Linked DNA regions of Mus musculus: region 2 is linked to region 1. The links are chromatin contacts, found by Hi-C or POLR2A ChIA-PET in ENCODE. All regions are on one chromosome and are shown on one strand. The core of a region is the stretch at or near the end of the contact, and the rest is flanking DNA. Distances in the headings are between cores, read along the strand shown.

Region 1 (7,844 bases), core at 1,473-3,972:
ATAATGTACTTTGCCAGGGTCCCTGGCTGACATCATCAGCTGTCTGAACTCCACAGGAACTTCTCATTCTCTCCCTGGCTCAGTAAGACTGGTGGTCAAGACCATGAATGGCTACATTACATTATAACTGGGATTCATATGCACCAAGGTGGCCCAAAAAAAAAAAAAGGCTCAGTTCCAAAAAGTGCAACCCAAAGCAAGCCTGGACGTGGCATGAACCAGCATTTGTCTGCTTGAAGCCTTTAGTCTACTGTTCAGAAATGAAGTGTGTGCCACTGTGGGGCTCTGTGAGTCCTCATTGGGTTGGTCAAGATGCCAGATACAAAGTCTTTGGGTTTATACTGATTGACTGACTCTCTAGTCAGAAGTGGAGATTTCTGACACAGTAGATCACCTGAAGAGTCTGCAAACACAAGGAGATAAGTGGGCTTACACACCTGCAACTCACAGAGTTGTGATCCTGGAAAGAGCTGTACAAGTTCTACCACACTATTGTAAATCTTTTTTGGAGAAGCTGAGGGATGCTGAAATAATCCTCAGCTACACTGTTAGAGTAATATGTTTATAAAATTCATACTTAATAAGGTAGGATACTCATGTCTGCATAAAGGTGTTTATAAAAACCAGACCACAGATTGTTTCTGGAATCCTTTGTTGAGTTACAAAAGTTAAAAAAAATGGCAACATTTGAAACTGTGACTGACAGTACATCATGTTTCTAATGATAACCTTTGACTTTGCTTGATTTTCTTAAAAATTAAATGTCAGCGTTTAAAATAGTCTTGTGTAACAAGGCTGGGGGTCTGAGTTAGGAATAAAACCTTTTCTATTAAAAAACAACCTTTCATTGTTACTGTTTTTAGCACATTCAACATTTCCATGATAAAGAATCATTTTATTAAAATTATGTACAATATATACAGGCATAAAAAAATCAGATAATTAATTTCCCTATCTTTTCCCATTCTGCTTTTAATCCTTGTCTGAACAATCAAGTAAGTGTATGGATGCAAATACACTCAAGTTTCAGAATGCACTAATTGTTTACGAATGCTAAGGATCAGAAAGACACGGTGCTTCAGGTTGCTCATCTATATAATGCAAACAATGTTCATACAGCATTATAACCCTATACAATAATATGTTGATGCAAAATACTTTTTTTTCTTGATCCAAATATGAGTGACCATGACCCAGGTACAGACTCAGACTGCCCCACATAACATGTGCCAACACAGAACTGGTTCCACTGTCTGTATAGTTACACAATACCAACTCATAAGTCAAGGGATTATTTCTTCAGATATATTGGTGGGGACAGCAGGTGAGAAGTTTACAGTGATGTGGAGAGAACTTAGCTGTTATCTGATGACACTTGTGGCTTTGAGTAGGCAGAAGCTAATTTGGATGTTTACACATCCCAAAAGTTTTACCTGATAGCCAAAATGAGGTTAGGTCACACAGGATGGGCCAGGGTGGGCTCTTAAGGGGACTAATGACAGTCTGACAGAACCTTGGCTCTGGATTTGCAACTTTTCCCAATCAGGAAATTAGAATCAATGAATACACCTTGAAGAATATTTAACTTTAGGGGAGCTTTCTTGGAGAAGCCAGGTCGCTCATGGGTCAAGAGGATAGTCACTAGAACAGTTAGTGCATAACCTTCTCCCAACCCATGTTACACAAAATAAATAACTAAACCATGAATTACTACTGACAGAGAATGCTTATCCATTAGACATGAAAGTGGAAACTACAAAATAAAACGTAAGAATAAGTTTAAAACCAAATGACTACACAATATAACAACATGGCAATTCATAGATAAATATGATTTTCTAACTACATCATCTCTTTGAAAACGATTTCCTCCTTATTCAACAGTTCTTTCATAATAGAAAGCTACACCCAAGCATGGGTGGCCAAAAGTAATGACAACACTGAGCATGGTAGCAGATGCCTTTAATCTCAGCACTGGGAAGGCAAAGGTAGGTGGAGCTCTGTGAGTTCACAGCCAGCCTGGTCTGCATAGTGAGTTCCAGGCCATCCATGGCTCTATAAAACCCTGTATTAAAAAAAAAAAAAAAAAAGTCAACGGAGACAAAAAGTTGATCCATTGTCTAAACTGCATGTAATCAAATATACCCTATTGTATTCGATATGGAGTTATGCCCTTTCCCGTTAAAACAAAATGCGTGGTGTCTGGGGCAGACTCAAGAGGACAGGGACAAAAAAAAAAAAAAAAACTTTCCCTGGAGAAACTTTCTGAAGCATCCATACTGAGGAAAGCCACTTCTCTAACCGTGGACTCCAGAGGCTACACTGAAGAAAAATCAAATGGCATTTTCCTGGCTTTCATTGTTTTTGACCCGTCTAACCCCGCCCTGGGCTGTGGCTGGGAACGCACAAATTTGCCCTTCTGTGGTGACTCGCAGGTGAAAGGAGGACACGCATCTTCAATACCACAGCTGTCACTCTACAATCCCAGGCTGGATCCTGCTTCTGCTCCTCCCGCGCCTGCCTCGCCCCAAGCTGTGCACATGCGCATTCCAAGAGCTCCGCGCCCCCTGGCTGAGTCTCTGAGTCTCCCAGCCTCGGTGCCACGCCACCTGCCTTCCTGCCCTTCTTAGGGCAGCTAGCTTCACTACCCCATACTGGGCACGCGCACACCCGGCCATTTTTTTTTCCTCGGCCGGTGAGGTGGGGGCAGTGGGCGGAACCAAACTGCTTGCGCACGCTCGGGGCATGCGCAATACGGGGACTGAGGCGCCAGCTGTCGACTTGGAAGTTCCGGGGAAGGAGCGCATGCGCTAGGGTACGCGTTGCCGGCGAGAGGGCAGCCTGACGACTCGGAAATTTGAATACCACAGTAGCATGGAGTGTGACCTCATGGAGACTGACATCTTGGAGTCGTTGGAAGATCTAGGGTAAGACGGCGGGGGCATGAGTTTCTGAAAGTCCACTCTGCTAGAGCCCCGGCAACTCCTCGGGCGCCCGGTCGGAGCCACCTGCCTTGCCACTCCGCACCCGACTCCCGCCGGAGCTTCCCGCTGCTGGCCCAGGGACCCCCGGTGCCACGTCCACACCTACCCTGCCCACTGGGCTCCGACGGCCCTCGTCCTCCCCGGTGCTCCCCTACAGCCCAGCTACCCGCAGCGTGTCTCAGTCATGCGTGTCATTGTCTGGGCTCCGGTTCTCACCACCCCCCCACTCCCCAAGCTTTCTCTTCTTGCCTCCCGTCCTCCCACCCTACCCCCACTTTATGGTTTGCCAAAGTTGTATCTGCTTTCCTACTTGGCCCCAAGATTCCCTACTTCTTTCTTGAGCTTCTACCCCCCACCCTACTTCTCTGTCTCTCTCTCTCTCAAAAAAAAAAAAAAATCATCTTTGCTCAGTCATCTCTGCATGCACCTAGGCTTCCCAAAGCGCACGTCTGGGCGATGCAGCCGGCTGCTCTCAAGCCCGCTCAGCTGTGCACCTAACCTTTCAACCACCTGCTTTGGAAATGACAGTCAGTGACTTCAGACCTCCAGCACAGCCTCGCTGAACTCCAGCATTCCAGGGTCATCCTCACCCACCAAGAATCAGCATATTTGCATCTTGACTCTCAGTCATAGTCTTCAGTGTTTAGGAATTTGGAAATAAGGCTTATTTATCTTGTTTGGTCACCCAGATCAAGGTGCTTAAACTTGAGAACCTAGAGGCTCTTAGGCAAAAAAAAAAAAAAAAAAAAAAAAAAAAAAAAAAAAAAAAAGCCCTGCATGATTAAGTATTTGCCTGCGAATAACTATTTCAGGATAAAATCAGCGTAGAAGAAATGACGCACCGAGGTCCTCCTGCCTCTGGCACCTGAGAGCTATGATTAAAGGAGTGAGCCCCCATGCCCTGCCGATTGTTGTATTTTTAACTATAATCCTTAATCAAAGCTTAACTTTAGGCTTTTCCATGCCATGGAAATTCTTAAGGGACACCTTTCTTTAGGGAAGGACACCTTTGAGGTAGCCAAAGCGCAACCCATGTGACTAGCTTGGTGTCCTAGTAGGTACTGACCATAAAGGAAGCTTACTAACCATCGCTGTGAACATCAGCCGCTGTGGTCATTTCTTTGAATCACATTTTGTGCATAGCCCAGACTTGGCCAACTTAGTTCTTGCAATGGGCCACACGTAAGCCTTATTCTGTGGAACGGGTGCTTTTCAACGGGTGTCTAAAGATGATTCGCTTACTCAGTAAACATTTTTTTTGTGTGTGTGTGTGTGTGTGTGTTTTGTTTTTCGAGACAAGGTTTCTCTGTATAGTCCTGGCTGTCCTGGAACTCACTCTGTAGACCAGGCTGGCCTCGAACTCAGAAATCCGCCTGCCTCTGCCTCCCGAGTGCTGGGATTAAAGGTGTGCGCCACCACACCCGGCCAGTAAACATTTTTTAAGGGACACTTGCTCTGTGCCAGTGTGGGGTTTTCCTCAGGGTATAAGTTCACGTGGAAGCTCTGAGAAGCATACAATGAAAAGCCCCGAGGAGGGTCTCTTCCCTTGAAAAGGTAGTGTTGCAGGAGTAGAACCAGAAGAGTTCTGGGATATTCCGTGCAGGTGAAGATCAGCTGACTGGCTGCAGTGGAAGAGCTTGCTTCCATTACTGTTCCTTTATCCTAATGATGTTTTCTTGTCTGGCTTACTACAACTAATTATCCCTGCAACAATTGCCCTCAAGTAAATAGTTAGGTTGCATTGTAATATAAACCCTAGAGTTTTTAATGAAAGTTTATAATTAATTTTAACTTAGTGTGGTTACATTTAAATATTATTAAAAGTCACCATTAGTTGATTGCTGTGTATTTTTAAACAATTTGCTCAAAAATTACAGTTGAATACTATCTTTTTTTTCAAGACAGGTTTCTCTGTGTAGCCCTGGCTGTGCTGGAACTCACTCTGTAGACCAGGCTGGCCTCTATCTCTGAGATCCATCAGCATCTATCTGCCTCTAGAACAGTAAATGCTATCTTTTATCTCTAACCTAGCACAAGAAGGAAGGTAGCAGCTGCTGGCTGTTGAATGAATGTGGAACACAAGGAGGACTTTCTAAGCCTGGGCCTTTATTCAGATGTCTCTACTATCTACTATGTTGGGGGTTTTGTTTTTATGTGTATATGTGTGTGTGTGTGTGTGTATGTGTGTGTGTGTGTGTGTCAGTATATACCATGTGTATACCGGATATGTGAGGAGGCCAGAAGGAGGATCCAGATCCACTAGAACTAGAGTTATATGAAGTTGTGAGCTGACCAGTGTGGGTGCTGGGAACGGAACCCAGGCCCTCTGTAAGAGCAGCATGTGTTCTTGCTTGCTCAGCCATCTCTCCAGTTCCTCCCCTCTGGCCATCCCTTTTTTATCTAGTTCCAGGATGACAGTATAATTTTGTGTGAGTGTGGAAGATTTCTTTGTCATCCACTTCATATGTAAACATATAGGCATATTTAAAAGAATCTGAAAGTACCCAGGCCTCTGAATACCATGTTAAGTATATTTAATGTATGTCCTTGATGATAATATTTTTATTTAACATTTCACTTAAAAGAATATAATCTTAACTGGCTGCTTTGGTTTTATTTGTCTGTTTTACACTGGGCACAGTAGCAAAGTCTTTAATCCCAGTGGGGGAAGAGGCAGGCAGATCTCCATGAGTTTGAGACCAGCCTGATCTACATAGTAAGTTCCAAAACAGCCAGGACTTCATAGATTCTTGTCCTTAAAAGAAAAATTACATTTATTTGTTTATTTGTGTGTCTGTGCCACCATGTACTTGTCGAAGTCAGAGACAGTTTGCAGTTGATTTTCTTGTATAGTGTGATCAAGCCTTGGTGGCAAGCACCCTATACCTGCTGAGAGCCATCTCAAAAGCACAACAATATATAATTGAAGAGTGCTTGCTTGCTTGCTTGCTTGCTTCATTAAGATAGACCTTGCTAAGTTTCTTGGGCTGCCCTCAAACTCTTGATTTCCCTGCTTCGGTTTCTTGAGTAGTTGGTGCTAATATGAATATGCCAGAACACCCAGTTCTGATTATTACTCTTAAATTCTTATGCCTGGGCAGTATGAGACCCTGTCTTAAAAAGAAAAATAAGTAAAAAGACATAAAATGACATATTTATAAAGTAAATGATCACTTGGAAAGGTTCCTAAAGCAAACCTCCAAAAATAAAATCTAATTGGTAATGGTAAGAAAGTAAACTGCAAAAGAGCTTTCAGTGAGCGTGTAAACGTCGACTGTGTTCACTACATTTATAGATATTGTGGGGTTTCTATGTTGAGGTTTTTAGGGCTTTTATTTTGTTTGTTTGTTTGTTTGTTTGTTTTGAAGGGGACACTTGTTTTAAGACAGTGTCTCCTGTGTCTTAGGCTGGCTCTGAACTCTGCGTAGCCAAAAATGTCCTTGAGCGATTGATTGATCTCAGGCCTCCACCTATCCAAAGCTAAGATTACCAGCATATGCCACTCTGCTCAATTTATAGTCTTGGGATCTAAACCATGTGTGTGAGGCGAGCATTCTCCCACCTGAGCTGCATCCCCAGCCCTCGTGTGTTCCGAAGGCTTGAGTTGCAGCGATCATTTGATTGGTTCCTTTGTTGTTTTGTTTTTAAGGACCTCACTATGTGGAAGTCACTGTGGCTCCGGGCAAAGGTTCTTCTCTGTTTCCCCAGGGCTGAGATAACAGGCCTGTTCCATCATGCCCAGCTTGACTTTTTCTTCATTTAAAATACTTTTAAAAAAATGTTTATGTCTATGAGTATTTGCCTGTATGTGCATATATGTGCCACATGCATGTGGTTTCTTTACATAAGCAACGCATAGATGTGTCTTACTTGCAACACACCGCACGTTGATTTCCCTCTGAAATTTACTTTCTTCCTCACCAGTTACAAGGGCCCATTGTTGGACGATGGTGCACTGTTGCAGGCAGTCTCCGCTGGAGCCGCTTCCCCGGAGTTTACCAAACTCTGCGCTTGGCTGGTGTCTGAATTAAGAGTCCTTTGTAAACTAGAAGAAAATGTGCAGGCAACTAACAGTGAGTAAATTTTCACTTTTTAAAATGAAATTGGGGCATTGTGAACTAAACATTATTAAAATTAAAGCTAACATTTTAAGTTTTGTAACTGGAAAGAAACATGTCAAACCCTGTGTTCCCCATCGCACATGCAGACGCGCACACACAGTGATTTTGATGATGTTGTTTTCAAGGATAAAGTAATTCTAAATATAAGGCTCCAACAATAAAATATATACAGAGGCTGAAAAGATCTTTGTACTGAGACAGAGAAAAATACAGAGTACACATATGAAATATATGTGCTTGCCATATTTGTTTGTTTGTCTGTTTTAAACAGGGTTCACCATATAGCATAGATTGGCCTTGAACTCATGATCTTTCGGCCACAGCCTGCTGAGTGTTGGGATTATAGGCAAGACCCACATTGTCTGTATTTTGTGAAACTTGAATTGTGACATCCTGGATTGGTGGCTACTAGAATTTCGGATGTTCTTCTTTTAGTTCTACCAGATTCCAGAACTCTGTACAGTATGTAGTGTGTGTGCATTGTCATTCTACTGTGCTTGGGAAGAGAGGGGACACTCCATTAGGCCACTGTCATATCATTGTAACCAGGTGCAGCAGCCCAGATGATAGTGTTGAGAGTATCTGTTTTCTTGTTTTTCTTGATTGCCTGGTTTCTTGACCTTTACCACTAGTTTGTTGACTCTGAATGAGCTTGGAATCTGACACTGTACCTTCTGCTTCTTCCTGTCATAGGTAGAGCTCTAATGGATAGGAAGTAAGAATGTCTGACTGTTAGTGT
Region 2 (6,872 bases), core at 3-2,502, 2.8 Mb before region 1:
CCACTTACTGGATGACTGCTATGTGCCAGGCACCAAGATGAGTATTTCACATGAGTCAGTCAGTTCCATTTGATCTCCACAGCTCAGTGGACACAGTGATTGTTTCAATCCTACAGAAAATCGAGGCCCGTGGAAGTCAAGTCACTCATCTAAGCTGAGGACAGGAAGTCGGGGTGGGACAGGAACCAGCGCGGGCATGGTTCTCCAACCCACACATGCCTTCTTGCCTACCAACAGAATGACGACAGGAGAACGTTCCAAGGAAAACATCAGGGACAGCACCGATACAAAAAAAAACATTTCCTTTTAAAACCAATACACTAGGGATTAAACATCCCATGAGCACGATCCGGAAGACACTGCCTTAGCATCAGACAGCTCTGGGCTTTTCCACTGGCAATGGCATCAGGGGCCAATGCTTTAAATATTCAGGCGAGACAGTCACTATTTCAATGGTTATACCTTGATTTGATAAGCTATGGCATTTTACTTCCTCATCAGGGGCCCCTTGTCTGACCTTATCAGATTCAATCTGAAATGGCCTCTTTCAGGTAATTGTTTTGTTTTTTGGACACTGTCAATATGGTGAACATGGTGGGCTATCTTATGGTGGGGATAGGTTTGCCACAATGGTTACATGACAGAGGCTGTTTAAGTCACAGAATCTCTCTCTCTCTCTCTCTCTCTCTCTCTCTCTCTCTCTCTCCCCTCTGTATGCAAATTCAAGCAACAGTATCTTGTACAGCCCAGGAGCACGTAACAAATATCCAGTGCCCTTTCTGGAGCAGCACTCAGTGTGGTTTCCCCTCTGTCTGTCCTGGATTCTGGTTATAAAAAAGGTGACAACTGTTCAAGCCTTCCATGTTTATGCCAGCTAGGCTGAATTCAACTGTCTAAACTTGACCATCTCCTGTCTTTTCAAGATAAGAATAAAAGCTTAACAAGCTGTGACCCTTGGAGCCGGCTTTTACTACTTGAGCTGTTCTAATTACAAAATAAAGTTCGCCAATGGCTTTGGCAGCCACAGTGCCTTTTGCCTCTTTCTGGATTCAACCTACAGTCCCAGGAGTCACTCATATGGACCCAGAGGCCCGCTGACTCCGAGGAGTGCTGTACATATGAGCCTCTGCAGAGGAAGTGTCTCCGGGCTGCTTCCTGTTTCCTCCACGGAAGGATACAGAACCCCAAACCCACTGTCACCTGCGTTCCAGTTTCGGTTTCTGCCTCAGAGGCAACCTTCTCGGACGGACACTTTGGGTTCTAATTCTGTTGTGGTGGTCATGGTGTGGGAGTCACTTCCTGAGAGGAAGCCAGGCGGCTTTAGAAATTGCATCAGTTCTTTTAAATCTCCTGCTACACTACAGAGTCCAGGAAAGTAATTTACTCTGGGATCCTGGTAGCCAGGAAGCTAAAAGGTGTTGTGGCTTTAAGAAATCCCCGTTTATATCAGTTCAGCACAGTACTACTCTGGGACCACTTTTCCTTCCATAGGTATTGAAATGCTGGCACACACACTCACAGTATTGTTCTTAACTCTTGGCTTCATTCGCCAACAGGGCCTATTTCCTCTGGGACATGCGTTCAGAGCAACATGGAGGCTTACATTTAGTGGGTGTGCCAAAGGACTGGCTCACTTCAGGGTGGGGACTAAGCTTGAAATTTGAAGTGTGTGTATGTAGCTTAGCATTTGTCTGTGTATGCACATGTGTGTGTGTGTGCACTGTGTGCATGTGTGTCCCCAACTTATATTTTGCTGTGGTTTCTCTTACTGAACATAGAACTGCCAGACTTGCTGGCTAGCAAGCTCGAGGGTCTGTCTGTGTCTCTCCTCTTTCACTGCTAGGGTTACAGATGTATGCTGCCACAACTGGCTCTTTACATGGGTACAGGCAATATCAGTGTACACTTCCCATAATGCATTACAATTCCTCTTCCTAACCCAGAAAGGAGTAAGGCACACTTTCTGATAAAGACACTAAATATCCCTGGCCTGTACTATAATTTTTCTTTATCAACTTCAGTTGGGCAAATGAGTGTCATGTTTGGAGTGTCATGTTTGTCACACATACAATGTGAGCAGCCCACTTGAGAAACTAACGTAATTATCCCCCCCCCTTTTTTAAATGTAAAGGAAAGACTTAAAAAGAAACTTTAAGAAGCTAGAATTTAAGTAAACAACCAACAGGTCAGTAGGTGCAGGCTCTGAGCACTCTGGCTAAAGGGACAGAGCAGACTCCAAGAGCGTGAAGAGGGAGCTCAAGTGGACTTGTGTGCATGCAAGTCCTGATCAATTTCAATGAGGAAAACCAGCCAATCTTAATGATTTTCATATAAAAAAAGAGACAGACATTATCATGTAGTATGGCTGCCATAAGCCAGTGGCCATCAAAGTCCTTTCTTCAAAACCCAGTTCTATTTCAGTTCATCTATTTCTCCGGATGTGAAGTCTAACTCTATTATAAAGATCAAAAGAGACTTCCAGTTTCTTCAGCATAGTGCAATAAAATGGTTGCTTCAAATCAACAGAAGAATTATACATGTTCCCGAGTTCCACGAGCAGAAGTCTGACCAGCTGGTTGGCAGTGACTTTTGGGTGATCCCTATTGCATGCAAAGAGGACACGATTTCTCAGAGAATGTAATTCTTGTTCTATTATCTACTGTGTGTTGGTTGGGCACTTCAATGATTAAGTTCAAAGAAGTTGTTCATTTTAACTTTAAATGAAGTGTTGTTTTATAGCTATGCCTACTATTTCACAGTAAGGTGTGTGTGTGTGTGTGTGTGTGTATGTCTGAGTGCGCATGGAGATTATACAACAAAGTAATTTTGGAAATGAATAAACATATTCTAAATGGCAGGCAGAAACGATGCAAGATCAAAGTAGCTCCAAAAAGGAAGAAAAAGACATACAGCTTTCTTTAGGATGTCAGAGTATTGCATCTTGTTAGAAAAATCTAACTAGCAGGATGTCCTACTCTCTACCCTTACAGGAGATGTTTCATACTGTGAGCCATTCTCTGCCAGCATCGTCCAGGGGGCCTTACCAAGTGGCTCCTTCTGGGAAAAAGTCTCCACCCACCCCTTATCACTGGCAGGTAGAAAAATCAGGTTTGGTCTCTTGTACAGAAATAAACAGGAAAGGGCAGATGCTGCTGCGCTCTGAGACCCCAGTGCCAGCCTCCAGCCCTCAGCCTTCCTCTTTAATATGAAGCCATCCTTTGGCAAGGGGTTCAGACAGATGCTATGTCCCAGCGGTCCTCCCTGAGTCAACTGCAAACATAAGAATCTCTGTTCACAATGTTGAAAAGGATGCTAAAGGGAGAAACAAAAACTGTGCATGGAAGACGCAGACGGAGATGTTTCTAGTGTGCAGGGCAGGACCCGAGCAAACTGAAATCAAACACTGTTTATTTTTGGTGCGGTAACTTTAGACCAGTTCCAAAGTTAGTACAGTAGATGACAACCGGAATGTTTTCCTCTGCGCACCCTCTAAACAATACGCAGGGCCCATTCTGCTTCTGCTGCCTTTCCATCACCTCTTGTTCCCTTCTTTTCGCTTAAGCAATTTTAATACTCGTTCTCACAGTGATGGTGACAGTCTGGGGCCCCCCCCCCGCTGTGACTGGCAACCATGAAAGGAGGCGAAGGGAGGCATGGGGCTTCCCTAGGACAGCGTGCCCTCCACACAGGGTCACAGTGAATACCACACAAGTAGCTCGTGAACTCCTCACGTGACACTAGCTTCTGAAACCCAACGTCAGGGTCCCATCCTCGAACTTGGACAGGGATGCCCATCCTGCAGATGGTCATCACAGAGATGTGCTGTGTTTGTCATTAGGTGAACACTGTTCAGACCGCAGTCAGTCTGTACAGTAGGAGCCGTGGACCACTGAGCCAGGGTTCATGCACACTGGGCTTACATCTCCACATGGCTTCACTTCCTTTACACACTACCATTGAGAAGCAAGGATTTCCTTTACAGGAGGCAACTGAGGTGGATTGTATCCTGTCACCAAGACACGGAGCCAGGGTGTTTTTAGAGTTGTAAGCTTAACTCTGGCTCCAAGGCAAGTTCCTTATAATGTGCACAAGCTTTTAATTTTAAGGAAACACATCGGAATCTTAAATTCTAGTGCCCTAAACATTATGACTTAAAAACCACGTAACATTAAATTCACAAATTTTTAACGATGGTGATGCAAATGGTTATTACATTTGATTCTGATGGATATATGTGCATGCAAGAAGTAGTATATATGTATATGTATATATATATATATCCCCATATATGCATATATATATACATATATATCCCCATTTGCTATCCATATATATATATATATATATATATATATATATATATGGGGATAGCATTTTCATCAGTCAGCCTGAAACACAGAGAAAGCAGAGCACAAGAAGACTCGCACAGCAGTGTGGTATAGAAGAACACAAACCCCACCATTATTAGGGGGCTGTTTCTCTACCCATTCATTGAAGATTACCATGCAATTATGGCACTGCAGTGCACTGACAGAAACCACAGCTCTGACTCAGGCCAGGCCAGCTCGGTGTCTTGCGTTAGTGCCACTTCAAATATCAGTACAGACTAACACACGTCAAGTACAAAGTACGGCTATGGGCTAATCAGACAGAGGCACCCATCAGGAAAAGAGAGACCTGCTGAAAGAAGCATCGTTTTCACAGAGCTTTAAAGATGCACAGTAAGGACATTCTGAAATGACTCAAAGTCATATAATCAGAATATCTTAATACTGTTTATATTCAGGTTATAACCCACATGTGTTTATGTTTGATGTATCGAATAAACAAATAGCTCTGATCCAAAAATAACTAATGCTAGACAGAAAAGAAGGTCTTAAATAGGTTTCTAGCTGACATTCTCAGTATGTGACTTAAAATATCAAGTAAAGTAACCTGCAGGTAAAAAAAGAAACGCATCCTTCCTTACCAAGCCATAATTTTCAAGGTAATATTCTGATTAACACTTCTGACTCAGCCAGCATGTTAGTTCTGTTCTCCTAGACCAGCCTAGTGGCAGCCCATCTGACTTTCCTGCTTCACAAAGCTGACAGGGAACTAACCCCATCTGTTAGACTAAGAATAGTCTTTATAATCACTCTTTCCATGGAATAGCCAATCTGGAAAAACTGAATCGCTGGCATAGAAAGGGTCCATGGGAATACTCGTGTCCCCCGTGTCAAAGCTGTCGGCAGGGGCTACATCCTCACAGATATAGTGGGTGTAGGTGGTGTGCCAGCCACGGCTTTATTCATTTGCTTTCCCCTAGGGAGTCATGGATCCAAGAAGACTCTTTCCCCTGGAAAGGAAGGCTATGGGCACTCAGAACGCAGCTGGGAGCAGACTGAGGATGCTTTACAGTGGCCTGGCTCTTCTGGTGAAGTGTGTCATCACGAGGAGTCTGGCAGTTCTAAGGAACCACCTGTCATGCCTGCTGTCCAGCAGCAGAATTCCCAGACCACGGTTCTCTACCCCATTCATACTCAAACCACTTCCAAAGCCATCTTTTTATAGTCAGGAAACCTATGAAAATCAAACCCAAGGCTTGTGTATTTGTGTAGGAAGGCAGAATACAAAAAAAAATTAGAAAAAAATCAATTAAGATGCTCCATTAAAATGATTGGGTAATTACTACTTAGTTTCGTTCAAGTAGAAGGATGAATTCCCTAATGATGGGTATTATAAGCAATTAGACAAAGCTGCTCACTTTTCAAAATTAATCACCAATCCTATTAATTATGTCTGTATTACACATCCTACTAAATTGGAACACGTAATAGGAGAGGCCTTCACACATCAAAGGAGAACCATTATCACCACACATTAGTGAGGTGATAATTTAGCTGAAAGGAACACAAATACTCGTAATTAGAAGCCTACTTTTAGGAGGATCACTGCTTTTCCTTACTCTTACGCTGAGAATAAAAGAGAAAAAAAAAAAACCAAAGGAAAAGGCAAGTGAACTTGAGGAAGCCAGTTTCACAGGAGCTGTTCAGCTGTTAGAGGAACGGCTCTACCTAGGAGACCTGAGGACACAGCAAAGCCAGTGCCCTATGGGACCTGTGCTGTCCCCAGTGAGATGATGGGATTCTGAGAACTGACAATCTGGGGTGAAACCGAGAATGGCCCAAACAGGACGCTACAGGAGCACTGGCCCTCAGTGCTCTCTGGGAAAGCAATCAGGTGTCCTTCGACATGCCAACGATGGCCTGTCCCGCCATCTTTCCTTCTGTTATATGACTAAGGGTCTGCATCTCAGGCACGGCTCTGAAGTGCTTTTGGGAGTGCTAGCTTTACCCAGGCCTTGTGTCTCTGTAGAGGGGCCAGGCTGATGGGGAGTTGGGACAAACCGGTTGGTAAGACAAAATACCCCAAAATAAAACAGGCAAGTCGGAGAGGCAATCTCCCCATTACGTCCTGAAATCAACTTTCAACGCCCGAATAGCAGAGTGGCAAGAGAACAGGAGTAATTTCACAAGAGTATTTCAAAACAAGCATGGCACAGACAAAGGCTTATTTAGGAATTTGAGTACACAACCACAGGTACGCAACAACGCATTCATCAATATAGCATGAGTTATGATTTTCAGACGGAAGATCTCTCATGTTCCCTTAAGATGAGTCCAAGCTTATAGAGCACAAGTGTACACACAGAGGTGGGCAGGAGGGGAGGGCTGCTGGCTGGAACAGGCTATGTGCATATCTGAACCATAATCTAATGAAAATGTTTGCAATCTGATTTAAAGTCCGAGTCACACATTTTGGCCAAAGAGGTCTTTTCTGCCTACATTAAAGAAGAATATATAGTCTAAATGACTCAGGAATTAGGAGTA

The links. A loop is a pair of places that touch in the nucleus more often than their neighbours do. ChIA-PET counts read pairs that join two places held with the same protein, here RNA polymerase II (POLR2A).
Region 2: a loop to region 1 is called in a map of T-helper 2 cell, with 5 times the contacts of the local background. The contact joins the enhancer-like site here to the promoter of Fam98a in region 1. A Hi-C loop is called at or near these places in 1 of 37 maps with a recorded cell type or tissue (T-helper 2 cell). POLR2A ChIA-PET finds 5 or more read pairs at or near these places in 1 of 5 experiments (Patski).

The regions. Positions count from the first base shown.
Region 1 is chr17:75,546,824-75,554,667 of GRCm38, reverse strand. Fam98a (family with sequence similarity 98, member A) reads left to right here and starts at 2,722. Exons shown (of 8, transcript NM_133747.2): 1 at 2,722-2,927; 2 at 6,909-7,057. The coding sequence starts at 2,875.
Region 2 is chr17:78,356,876-78,363,747 of GRCm38, reverse strand. The region is part of intron 13 of Crim1 (cysteine rich transmembrane BMP regulator 1 (chordin like)); the gene reads right to left. Among named protein-coding and RNA genes, the nearest start is that of Gm52306, 25 kb to the right of the region's middle. Within about 2 kb of position 1,252, at least 1 of the 3 ENCODE cell types and tissues checked has a DNase peak (open chromatin) inside an H3K27ac peak, as active enhancers do.